2 separate regions of the Homo sapiens genome follow, and region 2 is linked to region 1. Evidence: read pairs that join two places in POLR2A ChIA-PET (ENCODE). Cell type or tissue: A673. All regions are shown on one strand.

Region 1 (4,000 bases):
TTTTCTTTTTTTAAGCAGAAAAATTATCTTAAAGTTCACCATGTTCCTTCTATTTTTTAAGATAAAGAAACGAAGATTCGGATTGGGTTAGTGTGGCATCCGTGATTGAATAGGTACTCAGTAGTAAAACCAGTATCAGACATTATTTATAAAAAATTAGAAGCTGAAACTTAATCATTCCGCTGCTTCTTTATGGCTTTTTATACTTCCCAAATTACCCACAATAGATGTATTGCCTTTAAAATTTTTAAAAAGCTGCAAAAACTGCTCACTTTACCGAATACTTCTGGCCGGGCGCAGTGGCTCATGCCTGTAATCCCAGCACTTTGGGAGGCCGAGGTGGGCGGATCACGAGGTCAGGAGTTCGAGATCAGCCTGACCAACACAGCGAAACCCCGTCTCTACTAAAAATACAAAAATTAGCCAGGCGTGGTGGCTCACGCTTGTGACCCCAACTACTTGGGAGGCTGAGGCATGAGAATCGCTTAACCCGGGAGGTAGAGGTTGCAGTGAGCCAAGATCACGCCACTGCACTCCAGCCTGGGCGACAGAGTGAGACTCCGTCTCAAATAAATAAATAAATACTACTGAATACTTCCAAAAACAGTCTCCTTGTCCTTTCTTGCCTAAGGTCTCACTCTGCGGGCTACCTTTCTCAGGAAAGCCTTCCAAAGTACCCGCATCCTGAACAGCCCAGCTTCCCTTATCAGTCTTGTAACATTCCCTGGACTTCCTTTTTGTAGATCTTAACATAACTACAACTAGATAATTATTTAATGTCTATCTTCTCTACCCAGGCCTTAAGTTGAAATTTCTCAAGACTGGCCAGGCGCAGTGGCTCACACCTGTAATCCCAGAACTTTGGGAGGCCAAGGCGGAAGGATCACCTGAGGTCAGGAGTTGAGACCAGCCTGGCCCACGAGGCAAAACCCTGTCTCTACTAAAAATACAAAAAGGAGCCAGGCGTATTGGCGGGCGCCTGTTAAACCCAGCTACTCGGGAAGCTGAGCCAGGATAATCACTTGAACCCAGGAGGCGGAGGTTGCAGTGAGCCCAGATCGCACCACTGCACTCCAGCCTGGGAAACATAGCAAGACTCCGTCTCAAAAAGAAAGAAAAAAAATTCTCAATGCTGTTTTAGGCTCTTTGCTAGACCATACAAGGAGTTCTCGATACGAGGTCTATAACCTATAACCTGTAATTCTATAACCTATAACCTATGTCTTCCTCTGCCAGATATATGCACCTGCCTGAAATGAGACCACAAAAGTGAAGAACAGAAAAGACAACCTCAATTAATTATATCATTTGAGCACTTAGGTCCAGCCATGTCTATTTCTAGACCTTTCAATATCATGGGGGTTAGTGGGGAGAAGCTTTTCCCTCCTTTAAGCTAACTTGAGTTAGGGCTGTCACTTGTAAGCAAGAGTCACTTGAGAGAGCCACCCAATTCCCACTGTTGGAATATAAAATCTATACAGCAATGACTCCCAAATGCCTACCTCCAGCACAAACCTCTGTCAAACCCCAGACCCATATAGACAACTGCCAAGTGGAAATCCCTACTTGGCTGTTTCAGATATCTCAAACTCCATGTGATCCAATACTATTTTCTTCTACAAACCAGCTCTCCCACCTCATTTTTCATATCTGTCACCCACATCTACCCTGCTTTCCAAGCTAGAAATCCAGGAGTTGTTCTTGCCAATCCCATTCCTTCTCTCATCCACGCTAGTTATCGCCTCCTATCCATTCCAGGCCCTAATTATCTGCCACCATCTTAACCCATTTATGCCTGAGGCTGCAATTTTTTGAATTTTTGCAATCAGACCTTGGTGATGACCTTGAGCAGGATATAAATAACTCCCACGTGCTTAGCGTTCCAATAGTGGAACACTAGGCATAAATGGGTTTAATCCGGGCTAGGCCAGAAAGACCTTCCTACAAGTTTGAACATCTTCAGTCTTCCTTTCTTCAAAATGATTTTCCAACATGTAACTAATCTCCCTAACTGCAAATGTGATTATAATATTTTATCCCTATCTCTAGCATACTCCTGTCCTCCTTCATAAGTCAACAGCCAATTATATACAGCTGGATCAAGAGCCAAGCTCCACTGTTCCAGACTTTAACAGTATAACAAATCTGTGCCATAAGAAAGGAAGGCTCATCAGAAATATAAAACTATAAAAGAGTAACAAAGTCTACAACATCAGAGTAAATAAAAGATACTCAAAGATAATTTACTCATCTATTCAATGTCTACTCATTAGTTATATATTAAACTGCCCATACGAACTGGCTTAGGGACCACAGGGGCCACCCTGAGATGGAGTCTACTGATCATCTGATCTCCCTATGCCCCTAACTAGTGTTCTTTTCAAAAAACACTACTGGGGATTTCCAGGCACATCCAAGAGCTTTGATTAGGGAGAGAAACACTATTCATCAATTCTAAGATGCATCCATTTTTCATATTTTAGCATCTCCGGAATTGGGGTGCACCTTACAATCAATGGCTTCTTACAACTAGAAGCATATTTTAAGTGGTCTGTAACACTACTGTGTATCTTACAATGGACATAACTCAATGCAAGTCAACATTTAATCTTGTGTTAAAAAGTTGGTCCAACTTGGTCAATATGGACCTTGTGATGTTAAAAAGACATCCTAAAGCCTAAAAACTAGTAAAAGGTGGGAAAGTAGAAAAGGAAAAGAAATGGTTCCTACTTCAAAATTTAGTGTGATAGGAAACCCATTTTCCTTTCTCTCCATGGTTCGCTGCTCCTAAGATCCAATAGTCAGATCAGGACAGTTCAACAGCTACTGTTAGGCTAGACAGGAGCCTTTCCCCATTTATTCCTTTTAATATGCAAGAAAAGTCCGTTACAGACCCACCCTGCAAACTAGTAGTGAAACTAATATTTGTATAAAAACTGCTATAAAGGCCAGCCACAGTGCCTCACCTGTGTAACCCCAGCACAGGGAGGCTGAGGCGAGCGGATCAACTGAGGTCAGGAGTTTAAGACCAGCCTGGCCAACATGGCAAAACCCCACCTCTACTAAAAATACAAAAATTAGCCAGGCGTGGTCCCAGCTACCTGGGAGGCTGAGGCAGGAGAATCCCTTGAACCCAGGAGGCAGAGGTTGCAATGAGCTGAGCTCACGCCATTGCACTCCAGCCCAGGCGACAGTGCGAGACTCTGTATCAAAAAAAAAAAAAAAAAAAAAAAGAAAGAAAGAAAGAAAGAAAGAAAAAACAATAAGGTATTAAAAAAAAAAAAAAAAAAAAACAGGTAAATCTGAGGCAAATACCACAGAAAATATTTCATTTAATGGAAGACCTAGGAAACTTCTGAGTGGCGAAGTGGTAAGAACTGGGCTTACAGATTAATTTAGGCAGAAATACATAAGATTAGATAAAGGAGAAAAGTGAAGGCAAGAAAATCATAACATTAGTCCAGGTGGGATGAGAACTTGATTTAGAGTTAGGGGGTGGGGGTGGAGTCGCGGGGTGGTGGGGGGAGAACTACGTGAAAGCCAAATAACACTAGATTTGAAAATAAATTCCTGAAAAAAATGTGAAACATTAAAATTCATATGAGAATCAGAAAATCGACACAAACCAACAGCTATTAAAGAAATTGAAGTGTTACTCAAAGTCCTCTCCAGAAAAAAGATCTAGGCCTAAATGGTCACATAGGGGAGGTCTTCCAAACTTTCAAGGAACAGATAATCCCAGTCTAAAATGATCCTGAAAAAGAGAAAAAGAAGGAAAGCTGCCCAACTCGTTTTATGATTTGACTACTACCTTCACACCAATATGAATTCAGAATTGCCCCACAGTTAGCAAGAATAGAGAGCAGAAGAGTTACAATATCATAAAGCAGAATCAACAGATGTTGGCTACAGACAAGATATGATGAAATGGGAAAAGGTTTGGGTTTGGTATGACATCAACAAAAATAAAGAACACCAAAGAGGCAAGTTTGCTAAGGAA
Region 2 (4,000 bases), 110 kb before region 1:
GGGAGGGCCCCAGAACACCATTCGTCTAAAAACTGCATTAATAAAGGCGTTAACACCACATACACTGATGTGGTATTCACTGATAAAATAATAAATATAAATAATTTTTAAAAATCAGCTCCAGTATTTATTTGCTGTGTGATTTTGGGGAATTACTTAAGCTATCCAGGTCTCGGTTTCCTTCACCACAAAATGGGGATATTACTAACTCAAAAGAGTTAGTAATATTACATCTCAGTAAACATTTCAACAAACAGATGTAATTATTAATAACTGAGCACTTCTCCTTTGTCTCATATTAACTGTTTCTACAATCACATAGCAAAATATTAACCTTATTTTTCAACAATTCTTTTTTTTTTTTTGAGACAGAGTTTCACTCTTGTTGCCCAGGCTGCAGTGCAATGGCGCCATCTCAGCTCACCGCAACCTCTGCCTCCAGGGTTCAAGCGATTCTCCCGCCTCAGCATCCCGAGTAGCTGAGATTACAGGCATGCGCCATCACGCCCAGCTAATTTTTGTATTATTAGTAGAGATGGAGTTTCTCCATGTTGGTCAGGCTGGTCTCGAACTCCCAACCTCAGGTGATCCTCCCGCCTCTGCCTCCCAAAGTGCTGAGATTACAGGTGTGAGCCACAACGTCCAGCCTTTTTTTTTTTTTTTTTTGAGACAGAGTCTTGCTCTGTAGCCCAGGCTGGACTGCAGTGGTGCAACCTCTGCTCACTGCAACCTTCACCTCCTGGGTTCAAGCAATTCTCCTGCTTCAGCCTCGGAGTAGCTGGGACTACAGGTACGCACCACCACGTCCAGCTAATTTTTCTATTTTCAGTATAGACAGGGTTTCACCATGTTGGCCAGGCTGGTCTTGAACTCCTGGACCTCAGGCGATCTGTCCACCTCGGCCTCTCAAAGTGCTGGGATTACAGGTGTGAGCCACCGTGCCTGGCCACAATCATTCTTAAAATTATGTAATTGTAATATCTAACGATAAAATATATTTTTTAAATTCCTAAATGATTCATCGGAATTTTTACATTAAAAATATCTAATCTTGCAAAGTGAAGAATATAAGGAGATGCAGATATTTGACATGCTGCATAATCAAAATTTTTTAATCATGCTGCCATTTAAAAGCTATTGAATAGTTAGACGAAATGGGCATCTAAATAAATTTACTTCCCCTTGCTATATACACAGACTGGTACTGTTTCTTTTCAGGAAAATAACATTAAGGCAGAATTACTCAAATATAAATAATTTCTTTTTTAAGTAAAAGATTTTAAAACTCCTCAAACAGCAAGACAACTGAACCAACAGTTCAATTGGAACTTAAAAAAAAAAAAACACAGGAAAAGGCTGAAGTCAGTTGAAAAAACAGACTACAGAGTAAAGTCATTCCTTCCTCTTCCTGTTAAGCCCCCCACCGTTGATTTTCACTTTCTAGTAGAGAAGTTTGGGAATTTCCAACAAGCTGGCCAGCAGCCAATTCCATAAAATAGCAAGGAGAAAACTCTCCTTTCCAGGGGTCCCTCCCCGCCAGGCAGCTCCAGGCGCCGGGTCTGACAAGCTTTCTGAGAAGGAATAGACTCACTGCAGACTTCCTGGCTCCAAGGCCATTGTTCGCATGGCTGCTCTGCTCCTTATCCAGGGCCTGGATTAGCATAAGAATATCATCTTTTCCCTTAACAAGCAACTCATCCATTCCTTCCCGTTCTCTACACTCCTCCCCATCAATCCTTAGAGGAATACACACTTGTACAACTGGAGCAACACCACTCGCAGTTATTTACATCAGTGTAGAAAACAATATCCCGCAAATCTAAACATAAACCCTGAAGAAAATAACTTGCTTAAAGAGTTGTCTGAGTGTATCTGAGGTAATACACAGAAATCTTACCGAAATGCCTGCCTTGGTGTCCACGCTGTCAGATCTTGCTATGGGTAAGACATTCATAACAGGGTGTTTTAGAAAGTTTTACAATAATGCCCGTGGGCCAGGAGCAAAGAGAGCCAACCATGCAACTAAGTGAAGACCTAAAACAGGGATGGGGAAGTTCCACTGTATAAAACTTCCACTGTCATGTCTCCACCACTTTGAAGTTACCAATTTCATCGCCACCCCTGAAATTACTTTCCAACTCTACCTTTCCCCCATGCTCAATTATTAATTAACAATCAAAACAAGCCCACATTTAACCTTTGTATTTCTGCTCAACTGTCCCTGCCCCACTCAAAACCTTCACTTTCCTTCTATGCCAAGATAGTTTCCCCAACACAAGTATAAACTCTTCCAGGACCACAGAATCAAGACAATCTAGTATAGCATTATATATAGTTGATGCTGTGTGTTTTATACCCTTCACCAGGACCTCAACATTAGATGCAGAAGAAATGCTTCCAGGTTTCTGAAACATTTTTCAAATAGATAATCTGTTTTCAAAACATCATTCAACCTTGTACTACAAATTCCCTAACCTAGTTTCTCCAAAGCTTTTTTGTTTAACTGTATTCAACAACAACAACAAAAGTCTCACAATTACAACTAGATTGTACTACACAGCAATCTTTGGCATATCTGTACTTCGAAGAGATTCGTAATGTCTGTCAGCTGTCTATTTAAGAGACCTAGGTGTCACTCTTCTGTTTCTCCTCTAGAACACGCAGAAATGACCAAAAACAGGCGAAGTGAATCAGTTATTGCAGAACTGTCTGGAAAGGGAGAGGGTCTGGTCACCCCATAGGCATACAATGGGTACAAGTTGACTACTCCTTATTAGAAATGCTTGGGACCAGAAGTGTTTTGGATTTTGGATTTTTAAATTTGTAATATTTGCACTATCTATACTTACTGGTTCAGCAACTCAAATCCAAAACACCTAATGAGCATTTCCTTTGAGCGTCATGTCAACACTCAAAAACTTCAGGTTTTACAGCATTTCAGATTTCAGATTTTTGGATTAGGGATGCTCAACCTTTACTGGTAAATTGAATAGAGAAAAAAACAGTTTAATGTGGTGGTAAAGAGTTCAGAGTCTAGCCTAAAACAGATGATCTAGGTATTTTGTGCAGATTAAATCAGAGAAACTCAGATATGTGGTGGTATTTAATGGTACCTGCTTAGCATCCCATTGTCACTGTCATTTTTATAACTTACAAATTAGTTTTACGTGCATTATCCCATCTCTGTGATCCTTACAGTAAGTAAAATCATTCCTACTTACAGAGAAAAGATAGGTTCAAGGAGATAAATAACTTGCTGAATTCCATGTAGCTAGTATATATGACAAACTAACACCCAGGTTTTCTAATCCAAAGTGCAGTGTTTTGTCGGGTATACCATGAGCACATATGTTAAACAGGAAACTGGAAGTTATTTTTTACTGAACCCTGTAAGATCTTTTTTCATCTTCATAACTCTGAAAAAAAAAAAAATGAAGCGCAAAGAAACTTGCCTGAGTTGGCCGGGCATGGTGGCTCACGAGGTCAGGCGTTCGAGACCAGCCTGGCCAACATAGTAAAACCCTGTCTCTACTAAAAATACAAAAAATTAGCCAGGCGTGGTGGCAGGCACCTGCAAACCCAGCTACTCAGGAGGCTGAGGCAGAAGAATCACTTGAACCCAGGAGGTAGAAATTGCAGTGAGCCAAGATCACACCACTGCACTCCAGCTCAGGTGACAGTGCGAGACTCCATCTCAAAAAAAAAAAAAAAAAAAAAAAAAAAGAAAGAAACTTGCCCAACTTAACACAACCAGTAAGTGGCAGGTTTGCTGCTGACAAAGCCCAAATTCCACTTGTTACTGCATGTTAAGGCGCTGGCAGGAAAGTAATGAGATTAAAAAACAGAAAGTACTGTGTCCCTTTTTACACTATCGCTTTTCAGCCAAAAAAAAAAAAAAAAAGCTCCCTCTTCTATCTATAGATTCTGCTTTCTGATGCTGGAGCTGGGATGCTGCTGACAATATGTCCTTCACCAGCTGGTTCCTGGAGAGGCTCTGCCA

The links. ChIA-PET counts read pairs that join two places held together with the same protein. Peaks named below come from ENCODE experiments on the same cell type or tissue, not always from the same donor. Only the 100,000 strongest peaks of a DNase experiment are listed, where the experiment ranks them.
Region 2: POLR2A ChIA-PET joins it to region 1 with 6 read pairs; 11 of 35 experiments call an interaction of 5 or more read pairs at or near these places.

Annotation. Positions count from the first base shown.
Region 1 is chr10:86,759,482-86,763,481 of GRCh38, reverse strand. All of the region lies in intron 1 of BMPR1A (bone morphogenetic protein receptor type 1A), which reads right to left. Among named protein-coding and RNA genes, the nearest start is that of BMPR1A, 4.9 kb to the right of the region's middle. In A673, no CTCF peak of the experiment used is centred here; no DNase peak of the experiment used is centred here; H3K4me3 peaks cover 438 bases; H3K27ac peaks cover 651 bases.
Region 2 is chr10:86,866,123-86,870,122 of GRCh38, reverse strand. All of the region lies in intron 2 of BMPR1A (bone morphogenetic protein receptor type 1A), which reads right to left. Among named protein-coding and RNA genes, the nearest start is that of MMRN2, 89 kb to the left of the region's middle. RefSeq lists an enhancer at 1,932-2,519. In A673, a CTCF peak has its summit at 3,801; DNase peaks (open chromatin) are centred at 1,542 and 3,882; H3K4me3 peaks cover 606 bases; H3K27ac peaks cover 3,300 bases.